Linked DNA regions of Mus musculus: region 2 is linked to region 1. A link is a loop called in an ENCODE intact Hi-C map of the cell type or tissue named here. Cell type or tissue: left cerebral cortex. All regions are shown on one strand. Each heading gives the region's core, and the rest is flanking DNA. Links, peaks and the distances in the headings are about the cores only. Region 1 has its middle 28 kb from the start of Gm31401. Region 2 overlaps Efnb2 (ephrin B2).

What was found. Peaks named below come from ENCODE experiments on the same cell type or tissue, not always from the same donor. Only the 100,000 strongest peaks of a DNase experiment are listed, where the experiment ranks them.
Region 2: a loop joins it to region 1, with 4 times the contacts of the local background. A loop is called at or near these places in 2 of 42 quality-filtered maps.

Annotation. Positions count from the first base shown.
Region 1 is chr8:8,102,384-8,118,452 of GRCm38, forward strand. No RefSeq gene overlaps it. Among named protein-coding and RNA genes, the nearest start is that of Gm31401, 28 kb to the left of the region's middle. In left cerebral cortex, for the core only: no CTCF peak of the experiment used is centred there; a DNase peak (open chromatin) is centred at 7,669.
Region 2 is chr8:8,639,621-8,655,689 of GRCm38, forward strand. The region is part of intron 1 of Efnb2 (ephrin B2); the gene reads right to left. Among named protein-coding and RNA genes, the nearest start is that of Efnb2, 14 kb to the right of the region's middle. In left cerebral cortex, for the core only: a CTCF peak has its summit at 7,850; DNase peaks (open chromatin) are centred at 7,752 and 10,608; H3K27ac peaks cover 1,378 bases.

The sequences.
Region 1 (16,069 bases), core at 4,072-12,071:
TTTTATAAAGAAAGACACACACACACAGGCACACACGCATGTGTGTATGTATGTTTAATATTTTCTACCTTTCTCACACCTCCTTGCTCCCTATTTCCATTGCTGAGTCATGTTCGCATGTACACATCCCCTACACAGTCTGTTCAAACTAAAATTCTCTCCCATGCTTACCTCCTTACCCTACACTGCTGAGTCTGGAGAAATGTCTGTTAGCACCTGACTCCTCCCATTCGGGGATTCTGCCCTTCCCAACTCTCTGCTCCAAATGGTTTGCACAGATAACTTCATTGCTCACTCAGACACTAGACTGAGTCTTATGTTCAACTGCCACATTCTCCCAGGACTTGTTTCTTGGCCAATCTCTCTGAAACAGCACAGGGCTTTTCCCAGCCTTTCTCATGCTGCTCCACGTTTCCCTGCTAGGATGGTTTATTAATATGTCTTTCTCCCAGTAGAACAGGAACAGAAGAACTATCGTTGCTCATTTTCTCGCTCTTTAATGCTCATGCCTAACACATAGTGGATGTTTCATAAGAGCTGATTAGTGAACTAATGAACATATTTGTATGCACAACTCATGCTGAAGCCAATTTTTAACCCTTACCATGGTCTGGTGAGGAGGCATCTGACACGTTAGGGCAGTTTTTTCAAAGTAATGAAGCAATCATGCTGGGGTCCTGATACAGTAGGTTTTCTAGGCTCTGACATTTGCACTCCTACCTACTAAACGTGCAAATACAGAGATGAGATGAAATGAATGACAGGATGTAACACACACATACACACATACAGTGCCTTCTGGTATAATGCCTTCTTTAATACAGAGAAGAGATGAAACACAGGACATGACATACATACATTAAATACAATACATACATATGTAGGTACGTACATACATACATACATACATACATACGTAGGTACGTACAGTGTCTTTGGGTACAATCACTTGTTTGGAGGCATTTAGTTTCTAAGAATCCAAATTAAAATAGAAAACTATTCAAAACTGCAAATTTTCTCCATCTAAAGAATATAGGGTCTAAGTGTGGTTACAGGTTTCTGGGGAAAAGAGAGATGGTTTGCAGGCAGGGGCCTGTGAGAATGTACTTTAGCAGAGGTGGGGAAGTGTGGAGCAAAGGAATAAAACAGAGAAAATGAAAGGAAGAAAAGAAACAGCTTCCCCTACCAGATGCATAGAACTGTCAAATACGGCAAAGCCTGTAAAATGGTCCTCTGCTGTAGGCCATAGAAGAGGACTGTAATAAACTGACCCATAAAAAGTCATGTAAACATTATAACCTGTTTTTACTAGGTCTTTAAGCACGGGGAGCAATTGATCTAAACCAGCTTGGCTCTCCTAGGTTCCTGAGTCTCCGTGAGAATCCAGTCTCCAACATGGGTGTTCAAATGCCTCTGGCACTAAAAGCCAAAAATAGGAGTGAGCTAGAAAATTGCAGCTATTTAGTTATTTGCCCTAGGCAGAGGGTTGATATTTCCTAAGAGCAAAACATCTAAAAAGAGAAGTCTAAAGCAAATGTCCCTATTCAGTAGCATGGGATACTCTTACTCTCTGTATCTCTGCCTGAAAACACACACACACACACACACACACACACACACACACACACAAACCTTTGTGATTGCAAGATGCCTCTGTGAGCTGTTCCCAACTATCTGAGAACATCAGTATTGGGTGAGAGTTGGCACATCCATGCCTCAGGAAAGATCAGTGCAGACTGTCTCTCTCTACAGCCCTAACACTTTAAGTATGAAATATAAATGTGGAAATTTCAAGTAAGATTTTTACAGGTGTCAACATGAACAGTCATTCCATTACCTCCTTGAGGAATGCTTGTTAAGCCACTCTTGAAAATATCCCTTTCTCTTTCTAAATTCCTAGAATCTAAATGCAGGGAAGGCTAAGGGCAATTAGGCACGGAGCCTACAGCTACGTTTGCAAGCTGTAAATTTTCAGTCTTGTTTTTGATTGAGTTAATGTCAGTTCAGAAAAAGATGGTCAGGCAGCCAGGAACACAGTTTTGCTGGTCCTTTGAGAGACAGTTGACAAGCGTGAAAACTCTAAGAGGACATATCCAAGCAGAACAAAACATCTCCATCTCACATTGAACTTGACTGCCACTGCTAGGCCACTCATGGTCTGGTTGGCAGTCACTCTGTACCATAATATGGTGGATGGACTGATTAAGGCTGGCTAACATTTCAGTTCCATGAAGCAAACACACCTCTGTAGCTTCCTATGAAAAGCCAAGACTTGCTACCTCACTTCTAAGCTGAAGAATGGTGACGATTATGCTCAAGAAACGTATCCAAGTTGGGGACATCCAAGGGAGGACAGGAGTCAGCCTCTATTTGGAAAACATCTACTGGCTGCCCTAGACAAGAGGTTTCTGTGTTCTTAACATCAGATATGTGAAACACCAATGTTGAGAGTGCTTCTTAAGTAGTCACAGAAAATTTGCCATTAGGTAGAAAAAGTAAAAGGAAATTGGAAGTGAGATTTACTTTTCTTATTTAAAATTATAATTTGCAAGAATTTCCCCAAATTTGAAGACACTGAAGTTTGCTTAATGCATATGTTTCACATAAATATGTTATTAATTGAGATGGCAACTCTCCGAAAGGAAGATTTACATTTGAGATTTTTTTTTTAAATCATAGAAACCTGAATGCATTTTAAGCACCCCCCAAGAATTTAGCAACATACTGGATTTAAAGAAAGGAAGTGAATAGCTCCCATCTTCTGGGAGGAACTCAAATGCTACATGCAACTCTTCAAATCCTAAACAGAAATTCAGAAAGAACATCAGATATTTCATGTTTGGTGTCTGCAGATCATGCAAATAAGCATCTGATCACCAACATAATCCCTGGAAGTTGGCTCATCCTGGCACTTTCTCCTTTTGAGGATATGCAAAGCTGAGGGAGAGTTAACTTTTTACCAAGCCTGTGTAGTAAAGTCTTCCATTTCCTTGCAATATGAAAATTTGCAAAACATTCTTTGTCCCATCTTTCTGGTTCCCGTTCCTAGTCCTGCAGCTCTCCTTTCATCTGTCTGTCCTTCTTGAAAGATATAAATCAAGAAAGGACAGCAGCCATTCCTGTCACAGTAACCAAATGCCTCACCGAAACAACCTAAGGAAGATAATTTTATTTTGGCTGAGAGTTTCAAAGGGTGTCTGGCTTTGTTTGTATTGCTGGGATTAAAAAAAAACAAAAAAAAACAAACAAAAAAAAAATTCCAAACAAAGCAACTAAGGGAGGAAAGATTTTTTTGTTTGACCTATGCTTCCTGGTCATAATCCATCACTGAGGCAAGTTGGTGCAGAAATCCAAGGCAAGTGAGCTGCTTGTTGGATGGTTTCCAAGCTGATATTTAGCTAGCTTTCATACAAGGTCCAGGACTGCCTGACTAGGGATAAGCTGCCCATGATGCCTGGCCTCTGTCACATCAATTAACAATCAAGACTATCCTTCGTAGACATGACATGAGTCAATCTGGCCTGGGCAATCCCTCAGCTGTGGTCACCTTTTCAGATTACTCTAGGTTGTGTTAAGTTGATAATTAAAATTAACTATGGCAGAGGGATTGGAACACCATGAAGAAGACAGCGTGGCAATATCAGTAGGGAAGTGGTCCTCACATTTTAGCAGATGAGAAAACAGCAAGAGTTACCTCCAACCAGATATGTTTATAACTTAAAAAGTCCACCCTTAAGGACTCACCTGTGGCCAGGCCCCATAGCCTCCCAATGCAGAATTAGTAGCCTTGGACCAAGTATTCAGACACAAGACCTAGAAGTACTTCCCATTCAAACCACAACAGAAGGGTCACCTCTCCATCACTGGGCATTCTCCAAGCTTTCCGTTCTTTCCCATGCTATGCACTGTACCAATAAGAATCCTTGAAGAGTGTGGTATTCTTTCTAGGAAGACTTGTAGTCTTAAGAAAAAAGAAGTGTATCATTATCCCTATCAAGCAGAAAGACATACCTAAGAGGACAGAGAACAAGCAACATAAGCATTTGTGACTCCAGATATAACACCCTAAGGTACCTACCTGTTCATTTATCTTTTCAAGGGCATGAATACAGAACATCCTAAAGTATAGTCATAGTTCTGTTTATTTTTGTGTTTTTGTGAAATCAGGAGACTTTCTCAATTATCAGAGCTCATGAGATGGCAGTGAAGGCTAAGGAAGGCAATGTGGGCATAGCACAGCAGCAACCTGAGAACATTCCTTATGGACATGAAGCTTGGGTGCAATGGTGGACAGACAGCCAGACATTGACAAATGATTGTTATTTTCTTACTTAGGAAGGAAGCTATGGTTCATTTTTCTTGGTTATAACACTTGGTTTTCATCGTGACTGTATCTGGAATCTACTAAGCAAACATGTGAGAAAATTGCTGATTGATTGGGTTATTTGAAGTAAGAAGAACTACCCTAAATGTAGGTAGCATCTTCCAGTGGAGGGAGGTGCAGAAAGAAGGGTGGGCTTTGCCTTTTTGCCTTAATGCTTGCTGGCAAGTTCATCTACTCTAATGCTGGCACTTCTGAATTACCTCACTGATACTGTAACCCATCTTCTTCAGCCCTCCAATGTGAACTGAAGAGCACTGGTCCTCCAGGAATGCTCCAGACCTTCAATCATAAACTGGATCTGCTATGACACTCAGCCTCATGGATTTAGCAATTTCTAGGCTTTCTCTAGTATGAGACATCTATAGTTGGACTAACTAGATCCTAGCAGAGAGTGAAATCTAATAAATCTCTCTTTAATATAAATTCATTGTGTCAATTCCATTTCTTTCGTCTGACTAATATAACAATATACCTGAAACCTGGCAAGTCTCTTCTTCAAAATGCTAGTTTGCTTGGCTTATTTTTCTGTAGGCTATGAATTCTGAGATGATAGTGCCCACTACTGTACTTGGCCAAAACCTTCTTACTATGTCATTTTATAGCAGAGGCATCTCAGGGCAAGACAGAAGATAATACAAGTTTAGTTCTTTCCATTCTTATAAAACCACTGATGCCACCATGAGAATTTCACCTTTGATACCATGTCTCAGTTTAGTAACTGCTACTGCCCCATACCAATTAACACTGAGGGGTTCAATTACAATCACAAATCCCTCTGGTGAACTGAGGGATAAGGTTGCCAAAACAGCATTTAAGGGGCAAATAGGAATCCTAGCATATGCACCCTAAAGAAATCTATTCATAGTCTCTTTGCCAGTGTTACAGAGGAGAGATTGAAGAACAAGAAAATGATGGTACAATCAGAAAAGCTCACCTACTGTTCAAAATGCAAGGGAATTCTGGCTCAATGATACCCCATTGATCAAAGACTGCTATGTTACAATTAAAAAAATATTGAACAGTGGGCTGAAAAGATGACTCAGTTGCAAGCATGAGTACCTGAGTTCAATGCCCAGACTCATCTACCTGCCAACACATACAAAAGACAAGAGTGGACATATATTTTGCACCCACAGCTCTAAAGAAGTAGAAACAGAAGGATTCTGGAAAAGTCTGGTAACTCAGCCTAGTCTACTTGGTGAGTTCCAGGCCAATAAAAGACTCATTCCCACAAAATAACAATATACAGTATCCGAGGAAAGGCAGATGTGGTCCTCCTCTAGGATCTACATTTGTGTATACACACCTATACATACAGATGTGCATGTGTATGCACATATATGTGCACAAAGAGTAATTTTCAACAAAGCATGCCAGCTAGATATTTCTGATACCTGAACTAAGTGACAATTTTTATTCTTCCACATTTCATCATGTTTTAAAGGGGTTATATTTATTTCATTATCATGTATATATAGTTGTATGTGAGAGTGTGAACATGTTGATGCCACACAATTTATACAGAGATCAGAGAACAACTAATGGGGGTCAGTTTTCTCCATATACATGTATTTCATTATACTCGGGTCATGAGGTTTGTGTAGACAGTCCTTTCATCTGCCCTAATACCCTTAATTTTTGCTTCCAGTTATTTCTGTAGTCTGTGTGGTTTTTTTTTTAAAGTTATCCTTCTTATGAATGATGGCTAGAAAATAAATCTTGTTGAGGCAACCCTGATACATACATCATGAATTACAGCACTGAGGAAACAAATACTCACAGGCTAGAGTTGTCAACCTTCCGGGGCTGAAAACTTGTGGTCAGTTACCTCAGCAAGGACAGATTTTGATTGCTTCCTGTAGACTGTGGACTGGAAGCACTGTACATGGAGATTTCTAGAGCATTTAGCAGAACTTTAAAATTAGGGAAAATCGTCATACCATTGATTGACGGGCAAGGGCCAAAGGATATGATGCCTTGTCATCACTGCTCAGCAAAGTGAAATGATGGTGATATTGACATTTGTGGTGTTGGTTAAGTAGCAGACACTGGTATGGGAACATCACACATAAGAACAGCTACCACTTACCTCGAAGGGGAGCTAAGACTTTAGGAAGAACGCTCATTCATATACAGCACACCAAATGCCATGCATCCTCTGATGTCAGAGATGCTGGACTACCATCATTTCAGACCTTTGGTGAAAAATTCTCAGAATTTGCTTCTAATTAAAGATTCATCAAATTTAGATGTAGTGCCAAGTGCAATAATGATAACTTCAAACACTGTCTAACGAGTCAAATAATGAACACTCTTGACAGCCAAGACTCTTAATTGCTTTACTGTGCTAAGACACCACGACCAAGGCAACTTATGGAGGAGTATATTTAGGGCTTATGGTTTTAGAGTATTTGAGTACCACGGCCATCAAGGTAAGGAGCATGACAGCAAGCAGGCAGGCATGAGAGTAGAACCGTAACTCAGAGCTCAGCCCTTGAATCAAAACCATGAGAAAAGAGACAGAGTTTCAGAATAATGAGTCACTTGAAACCTCACAATCCTTCCCGACAACATACCTCCTCCAACGAGGCCACACCTCCTGACCCTTCCAAACTATTTCCACCAACCGAGGACCAAGTATTTAAATACAGATGGCAGCCATTCTCATTCAAACCACCACAGTAAGTGTTCCATGTGAACAATGACCCACAGTCAGAGATGATTCTAGCAGGACACTCATGAGGGAAAAAATATGTCCCATGATGGAGGTCCTGACAGCCCCAGCACCTGCTCTTGCTGGAATGAGCATACAGTGACTCTAGCACGTTGTCCAACATCAGCTCCACATGCATCTATACTGGCAGAGGGACACATTGGTCAGTAAGTCTTCCTAGCTCAAACGTGTTTATTCTATCTAGAGTGCCTGGGGTGTTGTGATTAGACAGTAACACTGGAGACATTCCAGTTCCACCCATGGGGAGTAATCACTGATCATAGTGAAAGGGGTGCTCCCCTCCCCCCTACGGTTGTATCTCTAGAGCTGAGCACTAGAAATGAATTAGAGGAACAGCAGGAAACTGGAAGCATCCTTTTTGATTTCAAAGCAGGCTGGAATGTACACCCCCAGCCTTACTCACCTGCAGGAACAGCCTATAATCATAGTCTTTAGCACAGCCTGTCTGCACCAACATGAACCTGCAGCCCATGCCCAGAGGCTCCCACCCTCAACAGTCCCAGCCTCAGGTCCTGGCTCGCTCATTTCCCTTACATTATCTCTCCCTTAGTTTCAGCAGCTTAGCAAGCTGAGTTCATGAGGCATGGAAGTAGCTTTATCAGAGTAACTCCCAGTGTTGTGAGAAAGACAAGAGACACAAAGAATGCCTCCCTGACTTACAGGTTTCCTCCCTGGGTCTGCTTGACTTTAATTACTGGATGACATCCAGGGCAGAGGCTGTCTGGGCATGTTAAGGGATTCCTTGTATATCAGAGGTACCACCACCCAAACACTCAACCAGAAGACAGCAGAAGCCCTCACAGTAAGAAACTGGAAACAAAAGGATGTGCTCAGAAACCTTCATTGCAGTCTGGGAGAAAACCATTGCTTATTAGAACAAAAGTCCACAGACTAAGCATTTACTAAGGTTTTGTTCTCCCACGTTTCATCCCTGTCAGCAGAAACATTCTCACTTGCTGCTCTGCAGCTGTTTCGTGTCTCTCTCTCTCTCTCTCTCTCTCTCTCTCTCTCTCTGTGTGTGTGTGTGTGTGTGTGTGTGTGTGTGTGTGTGTGTGTGTGTGTGTGTGCACGTGCACTGGGGCTGTCGTTTCTGTTGCAGGAGGAAATTCTAAACAAACTCATTTGAAAATCAGATTGAAAACATAAAATCTTGGGGGCTAAAGAACTGGCTTACCAGGCAAGAGTGCTTTAACTGCTCTTCCAAAAGACCCAGGTTCAAGTCCCAGCACCCCTGTTGGGGCCCACTACCCTGTGTAACCCTAGTTCCAGATGACCTTACAACCTCTTCTGGTCTTCTGGCCTCTGTGGGCACCAAGCTTGCATGCACGTGCTGTAAAGACATACATGCAGGCAAAACATCCATACACATAAAAAAAAATTTTTTTAAAGTATAAACTACAGCATACAAGATACTAAGAGCCTTTGTTTTAATTATACACACACACACACACAGAGAGAGAGAGAGAGAGAGAGAGAGAGAGAGAGAGAGAGAGAGAGAGAGAGAGAGAGAGAGAGATGCAAAGAATGCTTGGGGAATTTCAAAAAAAAAATCATAGTTTTAAGAATCTGTTCTGAAGAAGGTGCTATAAAATTGGGAGAATTACTTTTAAAGATTCCATTCAGTTGTCTAGAGTGTATGTCCTGTTTGGTCCCTTCTCTACCTCCCAAGGTCCCTTTACCAGGGGCTTTTTCACTTGGAGCTATCAGTCTGTGACTAGGGGGTTAAATTAAATTGATTTATCTGAGGAAAAAATAATTAATGCACAATCTCAGTGTTGAGCTCCCATCAGAAATATCTGTATAATTATAAGACAGCATGTGTAGATGTTGACAGTGAACGTACCATATCTTCTTGGAGGTATGTGGTAAGGCTGTGTTCCTACACAAGCCACATTAAAAGACATCAATGATGCCTTTCTCAACAGTATGGAGACTTATTCCCGCAAGTTGTCTTATATCCCAGGCCAACAAAAATGTCACTGGAATTTTCACAAAGCCTAAGCTCTAACTCTGGCGCTCAGCATCTGAAGGTGTTATTCACTCTTCTCCCCTCACAGTAGCTGATTAAAGTCATATAAAAAGTCTTTATGAAAACAGCGTGCGAGCCTTCGAGTCAAATAGGAGCATTTATACCTGTTCCACATCTTTTTAATATTTCATTCCCACACTATTGCTTTTCAAGCTGTATAATTCAGCAGTAAAATAGAATTGGCCTACAGAAACTCTCCATATAGATACGTCCCTGACACGCAGTACCAAAAGGAGTCTATAAAATAGATGGTATTTTAGGCTCTTATTAACTTGAATTAAGTTTTCTTTGGCTGTCATATGAAAGATATTTTAAGTATTAACTTCATTTATCTTGCATTTTTCTCGTTAAATGCTATTTCATAAGAAAAATGCCATGCTGGGGGAAGGGGGGTTTGCTAAACTGCTGTTCTATTTGGGCAAGCATTGCAAGTATTTACAGTCTAACAGAGGATAACATAGACAGTCTTGAAAACCCCACACAGCACCAGACTCCATTTCTGCTAGCACCTTGGGTGGGCTTGCATGAAATACAAATTGTGCTATTAAACCCGGAAAAGCTGGGAGAAAATCCGGAAAAAATTCTGATTATTTGAGACCAGCTCTAAGCCACTTTTTAAGATTCAGAGTCAAATATCTCTTTTCTAATGGACTGAAGTCCTGTCATTGCATTAAAATCTACAACCTGTAGGAGACTAAGATTTATTTGCATGCAAAGCAGGTTATGTGTATATGAAATTTTGATGGCGTGAGGACCTGGAGGAGAAAATCCAAGCACGAATACGTCTGTTTTCTTCAGCTATTTCAATTTTATCTGAGGCTGGGGTGTGAAGGGACAAAAAAGACAAGAAAAATATATTTTGTTTTCTGTATTTGTTTTAGGATTTCATAGTGACATATATTAAAGTAGCCTAACCACGTAATTATTTTTAAAAGTCTGTTTGCTTATAATTCTTTTTCAACTACCCCAGGTTTTGGAGAGCTGTGGTTTTACCAAGTCTTTCTTTGGTAGATTGTTCTGTATCACAAAAACAAAAACAAAAACAAAAACAAAACAACAACAACAACAACAAAAGAAGATATAATACCAAAAAACCCCAGCCACAGGCTTTGAGAGAACCTGAGAGGAAGTTTCAGTGCCTCTGGGGCCTTTCTGGCTGCTCCTGATCACTCCCTGATCACCCCATTTTGTACAACTGAAGTCCTTCATACTAAGCACAGCTTTTGTGTAAACTGAAGCTGTGGTATTTATCACTATGGTTCAGAAAACTCTTCCCAGCAACAGTGTCTGTACTCGCAAAAGAATGGAACTAAAGCCCACAGAGTGGTGACAGCCCCAGCTCCAGTGGGGGGAGTTGTACAGAGGACCTACAGGGCCAACTCTCATCTTGATGACATGAACACTGTCCCCTCCAGGTATGCACATACTTTCTATGCAACTACAGTCAGGAAGCCCCTCCCTGAGTCAGTCACAGATATAAACAGAGACCCATAAATGGTTAGGCTTCAAGGATTTGGCATCTGTGTCAATTTTGTATTGCTCTGACAAACTGAGGTAAAAATCAATTAAGGAAGGAAAATAAAAGTATGGCCTGGTCCAGCTTCAGCCCATTGTTTCATGGCCCAGTAACTTTTGAATCCAGGTTGAAGCGAGGATGACAATGGGAAGGTATCATGTAGGGAAGCAGGCCACTCTGTGGCAGCCAGAAAAGAGAGAGTGCAGGAGCAAGAGGGAGAAAACGAGGGAGAAGAAGAAGAAATGGAGGTCAAAAGAAGAGAAAAAGGAAGGATGAATAACTAAGCTCTATCCCCAGGAGTTACCACAATAATCTATCATGCTGTAAATCCACCAACTGATCACTATGCCATGTGGTCAGAACCCTCATGATCTTGCCACCGCCTTGGGATCTACCCTACAATGAATGAGATTTATGGGCACATTTCAGGTCTAAGCCATAAGAGGATCCTCTCTCTCTCTCTCTCTCTCTCTCTCTCTCTCTCTCTCTCTCTCTCTCTCTCTCTCTCTCTCTCTCACATGTAATACATATGTGTGTATGTATATATGTATATACATATATACATATAGATGAATGATAGCTAGAGATAGAGATATCCTTTTTATCTCTTAAACGTCTGCTGGAAAAGTCCTTTGTGACAGTCAAGACTAGCACAGTCAAACCATTTGAAAACCTCAAATCTTTCAAAAGCATCATGAACAATGGAAGGAAGCAGTGTGAGACTGTATACAAGCTCTTCTAGGAAATGGTATGTTTCTTCTCTGTGTAAACTGTGGATCATAGATGCCATTTACACAACTGTCCCTCACTAACTGTCTGTATGTCAATCAGAAAGACCACATACATAGGTGTGCTACACATATTCCCCACAGTAGCAGGTGAGCCATTTTTGGACTAGACATTTGGTTGACACTGACATAAGCTCTGCTGCAGAAAGCCAGGAGAAGATGGAAAAGATGAGGTAAGGTCCACACCCAGGTGCCATGGTCCTTTGTTTATCTTGTAAAAAACCAAAAGCCCTTTGCCCTGACATTACCAATCTGAGTAAATACTGCTGGGTTTTGCTGGCCAATTACAGTGAGAAAAATCAACCTAAAGGTTCACAGGGGTAGAAATCATCAAAAGTATGACTCTGGAATATTAACCCTTAGCCAACCGAGGATTGGGAAAGACAACCTAGGGACTAAATGGAAACACATGCATGACTTCCCAAAGGAACATAGACATTGACCAACATGAATAGTATGCCTAGTAAGAGGTCATCATTGGTGATGGGAGAGAGACAGACAAACAGACAGACAGACAGACAGACAGTGGAAATTGTGAAGATTGTGATCAGTTAGCACAAGTCACAGTAGGTAGACATGTATAATGTTTATTGGTAGAATCAAACTTACTAGAGCAGATAAGTGTTGGAACAAGCCATACTCTATAAATCAATGCAACTTGGTTTATATAGTTAAGAGCCTGATGTTTATTCAAAGTCAAGAATCATTAACTCTGCCTAAACACACTTTGTACATAGGATACATTTGTAGTTCACTACAAGTTAATACTAAATGCTTGCAAATATAAGGACAGATTAGATTAGCTCGGAGTTCTCAGATGAAATAAATAAATAAATAAATGGTTCCAATATGGGCATTGAAGACAAAGAGTAAAAGAGGAACTCCCAGTGCCAAAGATGAGGGATTGAATAAAACGGCCAACCAATACTTATCAGGAATAGCCTGGCATTAACACTTGGCTCTGCCCACATGAGCCTGACATGTTTTATTCATATCAAGCATTGAGATGTTGTTCTCTTTCAACAACTAGACTACTCTTGCCAGTTCATTTCTGATTTGCAGTTAACTACAATTCTCCAATTTGTAAATCTGGGTTTGCTCGTAGTTCTACAAGCTAATCAAGCAAATGGCTTTTAGAATTTTTTTTTTTTAGCTATCACCTAAGAATTCAAGCATTTTAAATATTTTTGGTAGGAGTGTAAAGCAGTTGGGTTTTCAGTAATTGCTAAATTTGTTCTGTAACAACGGACATCTTACCCATGACATATTAATCTTATCAAAGAAAAAAATTGTGAATACATTTGTTAGCACCATGCAAATAATAGGGTGGATAAATTATACTTATAATTTGTCACACAGGCTCAAGTAGGTTTAGGTGTGGGTGTGAAAAGATGAGTAGGTATGGGTGTGTGGAATGGTGTGCGTGCTTACATAGTTACACACATGTGCATGTGAGTGTACATCATTGGATGTTTTTCCTCAGGGTAATTCACCTTGTCTTTTAAGACAGGGTCTCTAATTGGCCTGGACCATACCAAGCTGGCTATGCCTGTGGGCCAGTAGTCTCCAGAGAGCAGTGCATACCCAGCATTTTGATCCTAAACAGCACCATTATCCCTGGATTTGTGTGTGTATGTGTTTTGGGTATCAAACTTAGTTCCTCGTGCTCACACATACATGAGGGACTTGTTGAATGAGCATGTCTCTAGCCCCCACATTAGAAAATAGGTGAGTTTCTTGCTATTTTTCTCTTGTGGAGGAGTTTTCTCAATCTAAATTCCTTGGCTTTGACATAAGAGGAATCCAGAGCCAAAATAAATACATTTCTGATAACAGAGTAGAACAGTCTTTTCTCTCAAATGGAAATTTCAGAATATTTGAGCCAAAGGTCCCAACCCTTTCTGCAGGCAGTGGAACAGGGCATCATTAAACCTCTAAACAAGCCTCAACAGAAGCAATGTGGGTTTTTTTCTTTCTTGCCTTGCCTGGTCCTTCATTTCAGTCCATTGGGTTTCAGTTTCAGTAGCTGAGCTATGCTAAATCCGAAGTGTGTCTTGTCCCTTGACACTGTTACCTCTCAGTTACACATCTTTATTGAAACGTCTGAGGATCTGGCCCACCCACTGCCAGTGTGGCTAACATCAGTTTGGACAAGTAGGACTCACCATTTAACAGTTCCTTGCTTGTCACTCAGAAACTGACCTCTAAGGAGAGGCAGTGAGCTTGCTCACAGTGTAATTAAGTGTTAGGGCTGAGAGGTCAGGTGGCTGTATCTTCTCCAGCCAAAATAATTTGGAACCTTCACGTAGAGATTTATGGTTGCGCTGCCTGGCCAAGCACCAGGACTCTGGCTATCTTAACTCATCCAGAACCTGCTCTGAAGAGCTAATGTCTGCCTTTGATAAAAAGTCGCTTTGTTTGTAGAGTATCACACACTCTCAGGCTGTCCCTCACCAATTACTTTGGTTGGATTTACTCATATGGCTTGGTTGGGATGTGCGACTTTTACTGCAGCCTAAGGCAGAGTTATCACTGAGAACACAGCCTTACAATGCCCCATTTACACCATCAATGTGTCCTTTACAGATGCCTTACAGCCATTGACACCTTCTTGTTAAACCATGCCACAAGCAGGCTTTGCCTGGGTACCACAAGGCAAGCCTTTTCCTCAGCCTGCAGATTTTCTCTGAAAGGGTGTAGATCTCTTTTGTTCTGACAAGCAGCAAATTGAAAAATCTCTCATTTTGTGTCTCTGTTTTACAATCAAAATGGCATTGCAGGGGCTGGAGAGTTGGCTCACAGGTTAAGAGACAAACTGCTCTTGTAGAGGATCCTAGTTCTTGCCTAAGCACCCATCATGAGTGGTTTACAGCTGCCTATAACTCCAGCTTTAGGGGCTCGGACACCCTCTTCTTGTCTTCATGGGCATGTACACATGCCCATGCCACCCCAGAGAGGTACACACATGCATACCGTTACTTATTTTTCATTTATTGAAAATGGATTTTTTAATATTTTTTAATATTTTTTATATTTTTTATAACATATCCTGGTTATGGATTCCCCTCTTTCTACTAATCCTCTGCTCCTTCCAATTCCTCCCTCCCAGATTCACTCCTTTTAGTCCCTCAGGATACAAGCAGGCTTCTAAAGGATAATAATAAAATAAATAAAATAAAAACTAATGTATCACAATTAGACAAAACAAACAGACAGAAGAGAAGGCACAAGAAACAGATACCTACTTGTTCACACACCTTGTTCACACACTAGGAAATCCAAAGCAAAACAAAACAAACAAACAAACAAACAAACAAACAAGCACTAAGCTGGAAGCCAATATATGCATAACAGACCTGTGCAGGTCCTATGCATGCTGCCTCAGTCTCTTTGTTCATATGAAGTTTGATTATTGATTTATGTGTAAGCTTTATATTAAGCTTTCTTGTTGATTTAGAGGGCCTTGTTTTCTTGGGGTCCTCCCTCCCCTCTGCCATTTACATTCTTTTACCTCCTTTTCTAAAGGGTTCCCTCAGCTTTGAGGAGAAGGATTTGATGGAGACATCCCATTTGGGGATAAGTCTTTCAAGGTCTCTCTTTTTCTGCATAATGTCTTGCTATGGATCTCTGTATTTGGTCCCATCTAGTGAAAAAGGAAACTTCTCTAATTATGACTGAGCAAGACACTGATCTATGAGTATGGTCGTTAGGAGTTATTTTATTGTTACATTGATTTTAGAACGGTCATATTTGGTTTTACCCTTGAACTACTTTGTTCCAGGTTCTTAGACACCCAGTGTCAGGCATGTGTTCCATCTCATGGAGTGGGCTTTAAATCCACATGGTTTGTACCACCGGTAAGCTTTGTACCACCGTTGCATAAGGATATCTTGCAGGCTAGATGGCATTGTAGATTAAAGAATTTGTGGCTGGGTTGGTGTTTACTTTTTTCTTTTGGTAGCCTGAAAGGTACCTTTCCGTACCAAAGAAATTACAGTATGGGCCTGAAAACTCTGTGTAACCACCAATTTAACTTCTCAATGTTCATTGATTTATGTATGTATTATTTTCAGCAATGGGGCCTTGCCATCATTTTGTGGAGAGCAACCTATAGTTTTGGCAACAGCATAAGTTATTCAGAAATTCTCATAGAACCCAACAACCAAATTGGAAGTAATACAATTCTATACTGGAGGCTTCATTTGGTGACAAGAAATGGCCATTTTGGGGCTCTGTGTATCCCATTATTTGGTGATTTCATTTAGATTGCTTTCAGATCTGTATATATTTTAGGTAGCTTCTGCTATATTAAGTTTTCATACTATCCTTTAAATGGCCCTTAATTTTATCTTTCTTTCTCTGTATTTTCTCCTTTGTCCTCACTCTCATTTGATGCTATCAGGCCATCCATCTATCCATAACAACCCATTCTATTACCCTTTGCTAATGAGATCTTTCTTGCTTACTCTATACATAACCTCTGTGGATCTACAAATTGTAGCTTGTGTATCACTCAGTTAACAGATAATAGTCACATATAAGTGAATACGTACAATATATATCTTTCTAAGATAGCTCGGGATACTTTGTTTCTAGTCCCAGCCATTTACCTGCATAT
Region 2 (16,069 bases), core at 3,907-11,906, 540 kb after region 1:
TTCCTGGGGCAAAGAGCCTTCCTGGGTCTCTTAGGCTTAACCCCCGAAACAAAGGGAGGAACTCTTCTTCCCCTGTCCTCACCCGCCCTTGTAATAGTCCAATGTTCTTCTGTGCAACTTTACAGCAGCTCTTCCCCTGGTGGGGAGTCAGACCTTCCCACCTGTTTGTTATTTTTTAACCACTGGCAGCTCGGTTTATTGGGCATGCCAGAGAGATCCCATCAATTCCAGGAACAGAGCATGCACGGAGCCTTTGTTGTCCTGGTAGTTTCCATGCGCTGTTGATGTTAATTAACAGACAAGTTTCATCAAGAATGTTTCAAATTACTTATCATAATTAGTCAGTCACTGATCAAACAATGGGTTTTTTATTACACAGAACAAAAGAAATGTCTTACAAACCCATAAAAGATAACCAGAAATAATTAGTGTCGTATTGATTCAGCTGCAAGATGAAGAGCCCTCTCCTTGTGAGGACAACAAGTACCCTCCTTGCTCTACAAATCTTCCCTTTTTCCCCTCCCTTGAGATGTATTTGCTCCAATTAATTCTTCGAAGCAAATCCTTAGAACTAAGACTACGGATACAAAATCTCTTGGATGTTCCCAGCTAAAAGCTCTCCTCCTTTCCTCTCTTGCTGGCCATGCTGCTGAAAGATCTTCCCTAATGGGGAGTTTCTCTGAGGCGCTGAAACAAGAGCTTCTTAATGAACATCCTTCTGCAAGTGCTAACACTAACAGCACACTCAGAGAGAGCCGCCAACCTGCAGGCTCATTAAAATATTAAAGCTCCGGAACAAAGCAGAGCCTCCCAGAGCTCACAGCCTGGGCTCGGGCAGTATTTAGCCAGAGAGGCCCACCAGCCATGATGACCCTTGGGGCCAGGATGAAGCAACAGATGAGAAAAGGATGATGGGGCTCCCAAAGTTCAAATCCACACCAACTTAAGTAGCAGATAGCCCAGCTCACAATGTAGACTCATATTCAAGACTGATATTTTAAACTTTGTTTTTAATTTTGTACATGTATACAATGTATCTTGGTCTTACCCATGTTCTACTCCCTCCCTCTAGGTCCCACTTACTCCTCCCTGTCCCCACCCACCCCCATATATGTTCCCTTTCCCTCCCAACTTCATATCTTAAAAGCAAAGCAAATAAACAAACAAAATCCATCAGCGGCACACCCAGGACTACACAGAGAAACTCCGTTTCCAAAAGCCACCACTGTGACTTCTGACGATGGTGATGATGATGATGACGATAATAAGAAATTGCTGAAACTTTCTAAAGGTGAACACACACACACACAAATGCATGCACCCAAAACTGCTTGTTACTTCCTTGGATGTTATTGTATGATGACAAAAAAAAGAGGGTGGTCTACTGATCAGTGTCTTGTTGTTATTTGTTTAGCTAAATTAGTCCCTTTAGCAAGAGCACATGATATTTACTGTTCACTCACTTAAAAACAACACTGGAACAGGTGAGATGGCTCGGTGGGTAAAGGTGCTTGATTGAAACGAAGCCCGGGGACCTGAGTTTAATCTCAGGAGCCCACATGGTGGAAGGAGAGAGGCAGCCCTTCCAAGTCATCCTCTGACTCTAGAGTGCACCGCCATGTGTACTAGCCCTGCCCTGGAAATATGAAGAAAAACTTTTTTGAGTGAGGAGCGGGATCCATCTATAATGAACTCTTTCTGTTAAGCAGAACTCAAAATGAATTTATAAAATTGTGACAAACTTAAAACATCCTGTGTATATTGCTGAAGAATTCCCTACAATTCTCAGGAGACTTTGTGAAAATACAACCCCAGGGTCTCAAGAACTTCCCCAGGGAACTTCTAAAGGCCACTCTCCCTTGGTTCTTCTTGCTAGATAAAATTCAACTGAGTTCCACCAGGCCTGACATCATTCATTCCTTCTTCTCCCCACACTGATTCTGAAGTGTCCTGTGGCTTTAGCAGGACAACACAAGGTGCAGGGAGGAGGGGCGCGCGGAGATAGGTGTTAGGTGTTACACTAATTCCAGGAATATTAAATTGCTCACCTTCTTGATTCTTATGCCTATTCCTCAACCTTTAAGGGAAAACCTTAAGACTTATACAAACTAACAGACAAACACAAGGGCCAATTTCTACCTAAGGCTTACCATCCCGTGTCACATGTTCCCTCTCCCCTCTCCTTTTGTAGTAGTTGGTGTAGCTGACACGGTGGGAAACCATATGAGTGCTAGCGAGGCTTGGTACATATCTCCTATATAAAAACCGAAGTCTGAGCTACACTTTCCAGACTTCCAGAATCAGGGTTCTTTCTAACCAAGGTATAACCAAGAGCCTACCCATTCAGTTCTTTGTGAGCTCATCTGACCAGTGTATCTGGGCGAATCTTGGGGATACTCTCCTACCCCTGCCATAGCATTCTTTAGGTCTGAAATCTGGCTCATTAAGCTCTCTCTCCATTCAAATTTCTCCTAGGTCTCTATGAAAACTGTTCTCTCTCTCTCTCTCTCTCTCACACACACACACACACTCATTCACTCACTCACTGCTTAACCAAGACATCCCAGGGATCTGGCTCTTGATACTCAGATAAGTCTCTAATCACCAGATCACCAGGCCCCAGACCTAACCCTGACAAGCTGAGGACAAGAGCACAGGGCACACCACACCAGTCTGTGCGGCTTCACAAATGGCTGTGCTTTTCATGATGTTTTCTGCAGGAACAAATCACATAAATAATTTAATGAGTTTTTGATTCATCTTGCAAATCAGCCTCGATGTTTAGTTTTGATTCAGGGTGCACAGTTTGATGACGGAGCCTCGTGGTAACCTGATGAATGGACAGGCGGAAGGGTGGGACCTTACGGTTTTAGTACACATGTATGGTGGGGTTCTGGCCAAATCTACTCTTCCTAAAGCTTCAAGGAAGATACAATACAGCAACACTGAAACAGAATTACAGAATTTGATCTTGTGCTTCTAACAAGTTGCTGTTCCAAGTGTTCATTAAGGGGGGCAGGAGGCTCTGCATGGCAATCCACAAGAAAGCCACTGATCTCCCAACACAGGCCTCTGGAGAGCCCTCACCTTCTCAGAGCTGGAGAGACAGAATTTTTGTTTGTTTTGTTTTGTTTTGTTTTGTTTTGTTTTGTTTGAGTTTCTCTGTGTAGTCCTGACTGTCCTGGAACTCACTCTGTAAACCAGGCTGACCTTGAACTCAGAAATCCACCAGCCTCTACCTCCCAAGTGCTGGGATTAAAGGCATTCACCACCAATGCCCAGGGCGATAGAATTTAAATGACCAAACTGGGGCTTTTGGTGTGAGACAGCGTGTTGTAGAGTGTGGTCCTCCAAACATGACCAGCATTTTCATCACAATAGCTGTGACTACTTGCAAGAGTCTGTGGATCAGACCTGTTGCCTGCTGATATTCCCCTTATGGAAAGAAGGTATAGGGAAGGTCAATGCACGTTTGGACTCCGAATGCTCCTTCACCTGCCAGCTAGCTGCGTGTAACTCTGTCCCATGGTCTTGTATTCACTAGAGGTACTAGTTAGTGTTTATAAACGATGAATGGCTACTGAAGGCAAAAGCCATTAATGCAGCCACAAAGAAGTAGCCATCCATGCTAGGGTGAAGGTCTGGTTCAAAAGTCTGGTTGCTTTGGGGTCATCCATGTCATGTAGGCAATCCCTTACCCTGGTCTATAAATGAGCCCATAAAACCTCATTGTTCCCCCAAGTTAGACTTTGATAAAGTCGTCCTTTGGTTCGTTGGTGTCCTATGAGGAGGGGGAAGGTGCTTGCTTATATCTTCCCAAGGGAAGAGTCCACCCAGGCTGGCCTGGAACTTACTATGTACATGAGACTTACCTGATGGCCCTGCCTCAACTGCCCAAGTGCTGGGATTATAAAACGTGAATCAATATGCCCACCAAGCTGCATATTTTTCCAGATGTTCTGAGGGACTGTAACAGATGATGATTGAGTTTTTAGGGGCTAACAACTCAGCTCCATGAAGTTGGGCTGTTCCCATATGTGTGTGATTCCACAGTGAGGGCCCAAGGCCCAGTGGTTATTGTACCATAATGCTCAATAAAATGATGTCCTAGTGGAAAAACACGCGTGAACAAATAGAAGTTAACAGCGACATATGCTGAAGTCAAAGTGCCCCAGAGTGAAGGTAGGTCACAGGTAAGACTGGCGCTCTGAAGCCAGGCCATTTCACCAGGGCAAATACAAAGAGAAGCCAAGCCAAGGTGCCATTCCACTGACTGTCCCCAGGCAGTTTCTTGCCCTAGCTCTCTGGGTCCTCATAGCTTTCAACAACTCTGCTTTGTATAAAGTACAAGGCAGCTACCATTTACATCCAGGGCTGCAAATCACAAAACCATAGCCAGTCTAAAGCAGAGCTGAGCCTTGCTCCCTGCACCTCTAACCCCAGAGTCTAAGCCACAAGTGTATACCTTGTATAAGACGTAAATCCCTCAAGGGAGAGTGAAGAAATCCAATAGGAAAAGCCCCTTCCCTGCCTGTCTTCGTCCCCATTGTGTTCACAGTAGTATCTAAATCTGGTTTTGGGAAATACATGTTTTTCTAAATCAAGCTTTTCATTGATAAGCTATGAAGTTAAGGGGAATGGAGGGAAAGTCAATACACACTCAGGCCTGCAAGAATCCCACAGAGAACTGCAGGCATCCAGCTGCCTGCCCTGTGAACAATGGCTGGGATATGCAGCGCTCTCTGAGGTGTCCACCTGGCATGTATCCCTTGCCAAGAAGAAGAAATGAGTCAACGACCTAAAATCTGTGTTTTAGATGTAAACTTAAAACGGACTCCAAACAACACAGGCAGATACTATTAGTTTCACACTTAAACATGCAGCCATAAAACCCGTTAAAACCAAGTTAGTCAACAGAACTCTACCTTCTCCACAGCCGGAGTCATACTCTGACTTGTTTTGGCAAACCGGGGTAAGGATCATCTTGCAACCAAAACCAGTCGTCACCTACATCACTTGTACAGCATCAGCACCTAGCTGCCAGCCGGCAGAGACCACACACCACTCCAAGGCATTCTGCACCAATCCCATCCACTTTCCCTGGGGAGTCCCTGAGGGCTCACAGGGAGCACTGAATAGAAACAGGTCACTCCTACAGTTTCCCCAGTGAATCATTTCCAGTCGGACAATAGATCCCATGACTTTGTCTCCAATACGGAAAGAAGGGAACTGGGGAAAAAAAAAAAACGCAACTCTGAAGTTGGCTTTCCAAAGCCAGAGGCTTGGTATAAAATGATATGATGCCAGAATCTATTTTTACCCATGGGTTGCCTATTGATTTAACTCAAGTTCGAAAAAGTGCTTTGCCAAACTAGACTCTAACAAAGTGTCCTACGCAGAATACTTTGAGTAACTCTAATGGTCTACATTAAACATTAATATTTAGTGATCTAAATTAGATCTCTAATAATTTAAATTAGACATCTCAACTTCATACTTTTTATTGTTAAAAAAAAAAAAAAAAGCTCTTGATTAGCATCCCACGACTTGACATTCCTTAATGTTTGTGGCAGAGACCGTGCAGCAGAATTAATGAGTAGAGGGGAAAGCACAAGCTTTCGTGTGAACCAGACTGGTTTCAAATGTTGGAGTAATGCGTGAAAACATACTCGGGGTTGGAGATGGAAGGCTGAAGCATGTGACTTCTATCGGCATAACAAATCATGTCACCAGGAGCCTTGCCTCAGATGGAGACATCTATTGCCAGCTTTGCCTCTGACCTTGACCCTGTGCCATAGGAGATGAGATACTTCAGGGCAACTGAGCTGAGGACCTGAAGTTTTTCTCTTTCACCAGGAAAACCTCAATTTTCCTTACTCCTCTTTTAGTGTCTACATTAGGGACCTAAGTGCGGACACCCCATGACTCCATGTGTTTCCTCACATTGGCAAATCACAAAGGCTAATGTAGAAGCTACAACAAGCTACTCAATGCTGATGGTGTCTGTGGCCACACACGATACATAGAAATGGGCAGTCTCCACATTTGGTGAATCAGGTCAGGTGAAACTCCTCCAGGATGGAGTAGTGTGTCTTAGAAATGCCAAGCAAGAGCTCCTGATGACAAAATGTCAGTCAGTACCTAACACGATTCGCCAGACAAATTGATTTAAGTGTTTCCTATTTCTGCACCATTAGGCCAGATATAAGCATCTGAAGTCTGGCCTCAGAGTTCAAGGAGCAGATGATGCACCCAGGTTATAGCCACAGAAAACTGTAAGTTTTCCTATGTGCAGGACATTGCAAAGCCAGATTCATAAGCCAATCAATATACAGTGCCGTCTACTAAAACATTCTAGCCTTCTTTTCCTTTGAAATGACATCTACTGTGACCACACACTTTGCAACATCATTTTGGTCAATCATGGACCACATATGGAAAGGTTCATGCCACAATTATCTGAGTCTGAACATCGAGCCGTAGTATCAGATCCACCTAAAGAGATATTCTTTGAAGACACCCCACTGTAAGGCAACCCAGGACTGTGTATGACCATGGCACACAGACGACTTACTCCACCTGCAGATAGACCCACCTGTAAACCATGTGGCCTGCACTGGACTGACCACAGAGACCAACATTCACAGAACATTGCATCACTGACAGTTAGTTACCTGTAAACTTTTGGAACTATGGTGATTTTTAAGTTTCTGTGGGTTTCAAAAGTCTTCCCAGCAAACAGTGATTTTGTGAACAAACTGGACATTACTTTTAAATGTACAGCTTCAAAAACTAAACTTGCTGAGCCTAGACACACAGGTCTGTAATCCCAGCTACTCAGGGGGACTAGGGCAAACGGGTCACAGTCCTAAGGTCTGCCTACACTACAGGGTGAGTACAGGGCGACTCAGTGAGACCAAGTCTCGAAAGAAGGAACAGAGAAAGAGCCGAGAAGATAGCTTAGTGTTGTAGCGCTTGCCCAGTGGGACCCCAAAACTTCAAACAATAAGCAAATGTAAAAACCTGAAGTATATTTTTGAAACTAGCTTTCTTGGCTCTGATTTTGGAAAGCATTTTAAATGTTTAAGGCTTATAGATACTTTAACTTTCTGATGCAACGCCTTAGAAAGCACCATGTGACACTGTGGCCTATGTGTTAAACAGGCCTCTAGCCCACAAATTTAGAACAGACATTTATCCAAACCAGAAAAATAAGAGATAAACACAACTAGATTTTCATCACTGATAAAATCAGGAACAGGCTGACATTTTTAAGGACCCAGTTTTACACACTGGGTCATCCCAGAAGGAAGAGCACCCCAGTTACATTAATACACTAAGCCAGCATTGTATATCAAGGGTACTTGGAATCTGTCCCATTCTGGGAAGCATACTTTTCTTTATAAAATGCTTGTGTTGCTTTTTAACTCAGTGGTAAAGGCTAGAGGAAAGAGGAGACGGCAGTGTGTAAGCTGGCTCACCCTCCACCAAGTATAGACCCTAGGATCTTTCAGGACCAGGCCAGTCTCCTGCCTCAACTCTGCAGCACCTGTGATTTCCATATGCAGTTAGGCCAGCATGCCCCAGCAGGTGAAGTCTCCTCTCTGGAATGTTCCGTGCAGTGTGTGAACTTGATACAAGCGGGCGGAATATTCGGTTGTGTGTTAGTTCCATTTACTGCCAGAGTGCTGCTGCGGATTAATCAGTTGTTCTAGAAACGTCCTCAACAGAAGGGCTTGTTATAAGATGAAAAAAGTAAAACAGTAGCGCCCAAGAAAGACACTGCAATAGCTTCCAGAAGAAAGTCCTGGGAATCATTTTTCCCCCTTTTTAGTGAATAGCACTTTACTGCCCCCTTTGGCACTTTAACATGAGAACAAGTTTCTGCACAGACTTATTCTGAAACCAGAGAAATAGTGGGGTGTACAGCTAGCTCTAAGGTATCAGGTTCACCCAGAACTAGGTTACCAGATACCAGGCTCAGAGTAACAAGTAATTACCCTGAAGCTTCCAGCAAGCACACCCCTACGTTCTTAGTGGCTCCAAACCTTCAAGAAGTAGGAAGTAATTGGAGGCTTTAACTGACATTTTCTGCTTTAATTCGAAGGTGCATGTGTGTTGGAATAGTGGCCTGTTTTCACAGGTGCCCCCTTTCTTTCGGTTTTCTAAAACAAATGCCCTGTGCAACTTGAGCTCGATTTATTCAAGGATAAGAACAGGGGCCTGAAAGCAGGTTGTACAATTGGGGGACCATTAGAGTGTTCCAAATGGGAGACAGCGAGGGGTGGGGTGTGCATTTCAACCTTCACACCAACCACAAGCCAAACCTTTTCAAGAGCCGAAAGATGAGAAGAGAAGAAATCCAAGCACCGCGAGAGAGCAAGCGCACAGCCCCAGAACCAGTTCAGCAGCTCCAGCAGGTGGGAGCTGACAGAGCACTGGAGGAAGGGACCAAGCTAGTTATCAAGCACTAGGAGAGGACTTTCCTGCTGGCCCGATGACCTCACACTGCATCCCACAATCATACCACGGGGGATACTTCCCTCCTAACTTACACCAATGAGTCACAATGACATTAAATGCCACAGCTTACACCTCTGTAACAACTGCATGAAAACTGACTCCTTTTTATATTAATCTCCTATTTGTGATATGATGCTAAACAAAATACTGGTAGCTAAAGTAAATTTTATCTTGAAACGCTCAAAGATGATATTCTCACCGTTTAAACAGTTTCTTTTCCTCTCCCAGGAAAACAGTACAGGTATTTGCTTCAATTCTATCTGTGCAATGTTTTTTACTGTCTAAACACTTTCATTCCGCAGAAGGGCACACCTGTAACAGACTGAGGTTGAAAATGTATTTTCTGGTCATCATTTCCGAGTCAGACTTCAGCTGTGTGATGTAGATACCACAGCTGTTTTGTCTTTTTGTTTTTGTTTGTTTGTTTGTTTGTTTTCCCTTTTACAAGTTAACCAAAACTACTATTTAAATCTGCTATGGAATTAACAACAAACCCAAACCCAGGTCTTCATTTATGTAATTGACCTAAGAGTATTCTCTGCCTATTCTACACCACTTCCCTTCAATTAGGAAAAGAAAAAATTTCACAAAACTTCTGTGGCCAGCTACAGCAAGACTTGAGGACCAAAGCATGAGCTGGAGGATCGGGGCTGTGCACTGAAGAAGCAAGAGGGGTAATGGTACGTGCCAGACTAGCCAGCTGGCAAACCAACCGGGTCGGCTCCATGATTGAAACTGGGATTTCATAACCTCAGTGACAGGAGGCATTGCAGCCTTCTTTCCCAACCGTAATTTGTTAGCACCTGCACGGTCATGTTTCCAGCCGTGCTTTTAGCAAGAGTCTATAAAGGAAGGTGGACCCCATGTTATTTATAGGCCAGGCCCTAGAGGGAAAGATGGCTCTCACAGAGGAAAGGTCCAAAGGGCACCTTCAGCTGGTTCTCTGTTGTTTCAGAGCCATTTGCTCGTTTACCTCAGTGGTGAAGTCACAGGGATGAAAGCTACGTGTAAATTTAACAAGGAGTGAGTGGTTTGCCACTCCAAGACCAGGTATCCAGGAGTAGTGCTGGCTGTGCACACTGTCCCTTCACCTCTCTACCCCTCATCCCCACCAGCATACATTTCTTTCTTCATTTAGAAGCGTTCTGCCTTTGTAGAAATCAATTCACTCTGATCTAAGGAAGGCCGTCCCTTCTGTGAGGTGTCCAGCAAGCAGAAACCCTTCCCTACCGTGTCCTACCCCTCATCTCTTCCCCTACAGAGAGGCACTCAGACAGTGCCTTCTGCAACACAAGGAGTAGGTGCACGAAAGACGGAAGGGACCATGGCACTCAGCCTTGTGGGTCTGAGAGGGAATCTCCTTGACAGGCAAGCCTAATAATCATAGCAACAACACAGTTTACAAGGTTGTGTGCGATGACTTTACAAGCCCCTAAATGGCAGCTTCCCAGCACATCCTCCTTCCCAGGCTCCAGCACAGGGGTCAGGCACAGGTTCCCTTGGGAGTGGCTGGAGTTGTCTTCCTCCTGTCACATCCAGTGGAGAAGGGGAAGAAGAGAGAGGAAGAGAAACCCAGTACGCAACAGAAATGAGGAGTAGAATTGGTTACTGATACAGATTACCCTTCACCGTGTCACATGGTGGAAACATGAACAAATGGGGCTTTTGGGTAACTCTCTTCCCTGGCCCAGACACAGGACACCCCAGAGTCACTCCAGCAGGCTCCCATTGAGCAAGAGAACTGGGCAGGGAGAAGCTGAGAGAGAAATGAGCCAGGAGGAGCTGAGATGATGCCATGCGGTGGAGCTTCAGAGCCTTAGAAGTGAAGATGCGGGGTTGCTTTGTCAGGCGGGCAGTTTGTTCTGGTCTTAGGCAGATCCAGTGGAGAAAATGCAAATCCAGAGGCGCCACCGCGGAGTCCAGAGAACCCCAGGCCCACCAATATTCACCGCCTGGCTTCCTTAAACAAACTGCTCCAAACTTGCAGAACATCAAAAGCCAGATGGGCTGAACTGAATGAATCCACAGGCAGAAAGCCAGCCTCCCCGTTTGCTGTAGAAATAGGCCTGGACTTGATTTGAGTCTTCTCAGCTCTGACAAGCTGGAAGCTGGCACCGTTCCCAAAATCCAAAATAAAATGGCATTTAATTGTGACTAGACTCTAAAAAAGATGTCATACTATCTCCTTAGTTTGACACACATTCAGCAGCAAACTGGAGATGACTCTGGAAGCCAGACTTTCTCCCAAGGGGGAACTGACCAATCAGTTAAGTTCTTAAAAGGAAAATGTTGATAGTCAAAGGACTCCTACACAATAAATGCATTAATATGATGTGCCATAAAAACTGCCTAGTCATTCTTAGTTGGGCTGACAATGACTGTGCTTCCGGCAGGCTGACCTTGTTAGAAGTGTGCTTCACAGGGTCTCTTTGGAACTGTACAGCCAGGATAAAGGAGAATTACTTGGTGTTCAGACGGACACGGGAAGACCACATTCAACACTTGTCTTTTCTCTACCGTGTGTGCATTACTTTGAGCAAATACACCCTTAACTTTCCCGTAGCCAGCTTCGTATGTCATCGTAAGAGAACTGAACAGCCAGACACCTGAGCACTTCAGCCAGATCTGCATCTTAGCTTCCTAACGACCCAGGGAAACTCGGTTAACCAGTTCGGTCCCAGTTTCCCCAACTAGTCGTAAGAGGAGAATATGAGATTATTTCCTTTTGGTGACTGCAAGGAAGTTTAATGAGTGCTGTTATATAAAATGCAGATCAATAGGAAACAAGGGTTCTAAATGCAGGGAGGGAGAAGCCACTCTGCCCATCCCTGAATTCAGCTTGGATTCATGTATTCCCTCAAGGACAGACATCTTTTATCAGAATATACAAAATGGTTTTGTACAAAGAAGCTGAACAGTTGAACAAGACTATCCAGAGTTTGTACATGCACCTGAGTTCTAAGACAGCACTGGCGGGGGGGGGGGGGGGGAGCAGAGAAAGAGGGTCCAGCCTGGTGATAGACGAGAGACAAAACTAGACATCATTAGAGAGCTTAAAATACTAATGTTAGGCTTCATTAACAGTGATTTTATTTTTTTTTCCTTGCATGTCAATGGTACTCAGTAGACATCAGTAAATTTGACTAACAGTAACTGATGTTGACTGGTTTCATGTGCCAAGCTCAGAGCCAGGCCCTTTACACATTTAATCCTGACCACTGTTTTATTACTCTCTCTCACCACTACTATGTGATTGTCTCTAATTTAAAGGTGGACGAATGAGCAACACAGAGCATATTGTTCTAAACTGCACAGCCAATAAATGGCTAAGCAAGGATTGGCTCACACAGGTGACCTCCAAAGCCCTAGCTCTTGGTCAGCCACCGTCCTGGTGAAATCAATTGCCTGACTTGCCCATGATGACACTCACTTTTAAAACAATGGGTATTGATAATCCCCACATCACAAACGCTGTTGAAATCAATGAGCTGCTGTCTCACAGGATCTGTTTTTCCCACTCATGGGATTTGACTCTGTGCTATGGATATTCAGAGACACAAAACACATTACAGACACTACTCTAGGCTGAAACTGGCTTGCGCACTACTGTTTTTCAGCAATCTGCCGTGACTGCTTAGAGATACTGCTCTCATTAAAAACTCAAGTTTCTTCTTACATGGACTGCTTCCCTAGCCAGGACTGGCCACCTTTCCCCGGACCCCCAGGCCCTCTCTCTACATACAACACCATGGTATCCTAGCATGGAATGTTTCTGTTTCTATTTGGCTTTCAAATCTCAAAGATTGAGCCAGGTGATAGTGGTAGATGACTTTAATCCCAGTACCAGGGAGACAGAGGAAGGCAGATCTCTGAGTTCAAGGACATCCTAGTCTACAGAGTGAGTTCCAGGAGAGCCAGGGCTACTCAGAGAAATCTCAAAAAACCAATCCCCCCCACCAAAAAAAAAAATCAAGTAAAGAGAATTTTCTGCTTTGACTTTATTCTCAGTATAGGGCCTTATTGAATTAATTAACCAAGTTACCACTGCCCTTGTAACCTCTAAAAGGAAGGTAAAGGCCAGATCACCTCCTGGGTCCTAAACAGCCTTTGAAAGTAGGAAGACTGCTAGATTCTCTTCCAAAAAAGGTTGACCCAAGGCCATTCTCCCATATGGTCTCCCACCACCACCAGTAGTTGGTAGCATCTGGGAGCTTGCATTAAAAGTGTGTATCTCTCAGCTCCACCCTAGCCCTCAGGAATCAGAAACTCTGGGGTGGGTCCAGAAACCAGCTTTCACAATCCCTGAAGGCAACCGACTTTGGTACCTTGAGCTCAGGAGATCTGGAGGGTGGATACTGGATCTCTGACAGCAGGTTATAAAGACACAGGCATGTAAACCTGGGCTGTGCCTGCCCATCCCACAAAGAGTTACTGGATGCCCACAAGGGTCAGAAGTGAATGAACTGTTGCAATGAGGCAGAGTCCGCCCTCGCCTTCCAGATTTGTCAGGTGGTAAGCACCTGCGCATGCCTGGAAACTGCCCTGTACATAGAGACTTGGGTTAACTGCCAAGCCTACAGGATTGCAAAGGAAGGCTGGAAAGAGATGGTTTGGTGTACATACTACAGAAGAGGATGCTTCTAGAAGAACCCTCATGAGCTGTTTTCTCACAGAAAGGAGATTCAAGGCCTACAGGAGTTTGTTTGAAACCTAAAAGTATCCAAATGATAGTTACACGGAAAATGACATTTTGTAAATTCTCAGTTGATACATTTTGAGTTGGAGATTTGCCTGATTTATCCTGCTCATTCAATAATTAATGAATGTGCTAGGGACTCAGTAAGGTAATACACACGGTGGGTTGGGGGAGGCAAGCACTGAAGCGTTTTATCAGGTGCTGTGACCAACCATGCTGTGCCTTGGGCCCATCTGCTATCCCATGAGTGCATAGAAGAAAGAGGTCCATCTCAAAGGCAACTTTGCCTCTGAAGGAGAGAAACTCCATGAAATGCACAGACGCAAGGGGACAGGCCAGCCAGCAAGCTACCCCACAAGACACATACCTCATCACTCCCTGAACACACAAGCACAGAACTTAGAATGAGCCCTCACACATATTCCAGGGAGATTCAAGATAAGTGTTCATGAAAAGTACAGATGAATGTCTTGGTGCCGAGATGGACTTCACCATTAGAGAAGTGATATAAATTCTGTAATTAAAATGTGACACAACCGAATTTCAACAGAGAAAATGAGCTGGAGTTTTTAACCATTCTGTGTAGAATCTATTTACAATGCCTATGAGAAGGGTGTCTTCTGAGTGTGTAGCTCACCAGGGGCTCAGCCACAGCACTTGGAAAGTGCGCCACCTGGGCATTTATTTCCAGCTCTCCCCATGCCAGCTGAGGAGGATGGACGGCATGAACTCTATCTCCTTCACTCGGCCCGTTTGCTCTTCCTGTTCTGTTTAGAGAACTACTCTGGGCAGAAAGATCCTGTTTTCTCTAAGAGAGCTTTTTTCCCCACTGTGGTTTTAAAATTTGAAATCAGCCAAGTATGTATCACAGACCCAGTATGCTCTGCACCAGAATTATATGTTTGACTTTGTTCATGGAAAATATTTGAATGAGCCCCTGCTGATTCCACACTGCAACCCTTGGAAGGCTGCTGCCCTGGGAACCCAGCACTGCTTCCTCACGACTTGTCTGGGCCCTGCATTCTGACAGAGGACACTTCTAAACAGATCATGCAGGTACGTTCCATAGAATGGAGAGCCCAGAAAAGTAGTAAAGAGCTCGCCCCTGGACGGTTAGTAAACAGATGCAGGGCTTTCTTGCATAGCTCTTTAATCACTTTAACCCTGCTCCTAACGGAAAGCTGGAGGCCAAGGCGATTCAGCTTCTCCTTTTGTCGGGTTGCCTGCCATAAATATGCACCAGTCTGTGTGTGAAAAGCTGAAGGAGGCGGCAAGCTTGCTGGACATTTATCATTCTCTGTTCCCTGCTAACAAGCAAATACTTTAGTTGAATGGGCCATTAGCAATCATTGTCACACGGAGAATGAAAGGTGCTAGGATGTGACCAGCTTATAAATTAGGGGTGTCCCTCCTCTTTGACGAATCTCAGCAAATCCAATGGATCTTTTAGGTATACGATCAGAATTCAGATGGAAAGGAAGGCACAGAGTGGCAGGTGTTTGGGTATGCAAAGTGGTATATAACAGTAAAGCCTCTCATACTTCTCAGAGCAGCGAGAGACACAGACCACAAGGGTACGGGTACCTATCTACAGCCCCAAACTATGATCCAGGGTGAGAACCAGGGAGAAAGTGGATGAAACCGGTCTAGAGAGGCTATTTAATGATGATCTTTATCATCTGCATGGAAGCAGACTGAGAAGAGGCTTTCACCTGTCATGTTCCTGTTAAACAGCTTCCAGATTCCATGTGTAAACTAACTCCAAGACCCACTCCATGAAGAAAGCCCTTGTCCTGAAGAAATACTGAGACTTTCTGAAAATGCCAAAAGATGACGATAAAACAAATATTTCCTTTCTGGTGGCTTGAACCAATTCTGAGTGTCACTCTGCACCTAACCCAGCAAGGATTCAATGGCTCACTTTGTCTATTGACTAAAATGGGTAGCATGGAAGACCAGCACTAAAGTCCAGTTCCCTTACAAGCTGTTGGGGACAGAGGGCAGTGACAGAAAGTCAACAGCATCAAGAGTTCCTGTTCTTGCCTTTAGTGTGGGTCAGCACCTTCATTTTATAATCATGTCATTTCCACCAGGGAGCCTGTCCCAGCCAACTCGCAGATTACCAATCACAGTGGTCAAGAAGGCCCAGAACCTCTGGAATCGAAGTTTTGACCTACTGGTTGGATTATTTGAATTAAACTAAAATTTTACTTTTTTCAATATGGTAATGTGTTATTTTTCTTTTTCTTAAATGTTTCCAGGAAAGAAAAAACCAACCTCACAGAAGAGCTAGCGGCCCAGGTAAGGGCCAACAACATAACTTTGCCTTGGCAGTGCAGAGATACAACCCCTACCTCCTCCGCCCGGTGTGGGGAGGAGGGGAGCTGAAATCAAAAGGCCTCTGTTTTCTTTTCAGATAATTCAGGGCCTACCTATCCTCCTTCTGGTCTCTGTTGCTGCCCAGCAGGTCTCTGCCTGAAGCCCAAATAGATGAAGGCAAGGGCGGCGAAGGGCAGTTAATCCTACAGAATGGCTGGCTCTGTCAGGCCAAGAGTTAAGTAGGAAAAGCTTCCAGGCCCTAAGGACTGCAGCGAGCTGTGAGTTTTAATCAGCCTCCATCTCGGTCTATAAAAAGGCCGTCAATGAAAGCTACCTTGGCCATATTATCTCCCACCAATGAGCAAGAACTGCACGGCTCCCTTTCTCGGCTTTGGCCACCCCAGACCACAAGTGGCGCTTTCATGACTCTTAATCCGGGTTCCCAGGTCTGTGTGGCTCTCACATAACCAAACAGCCTGGAGCGAGGGCCTTCGCCCCACACACTTTTCAGGGACGTGTCATTTCTAACAG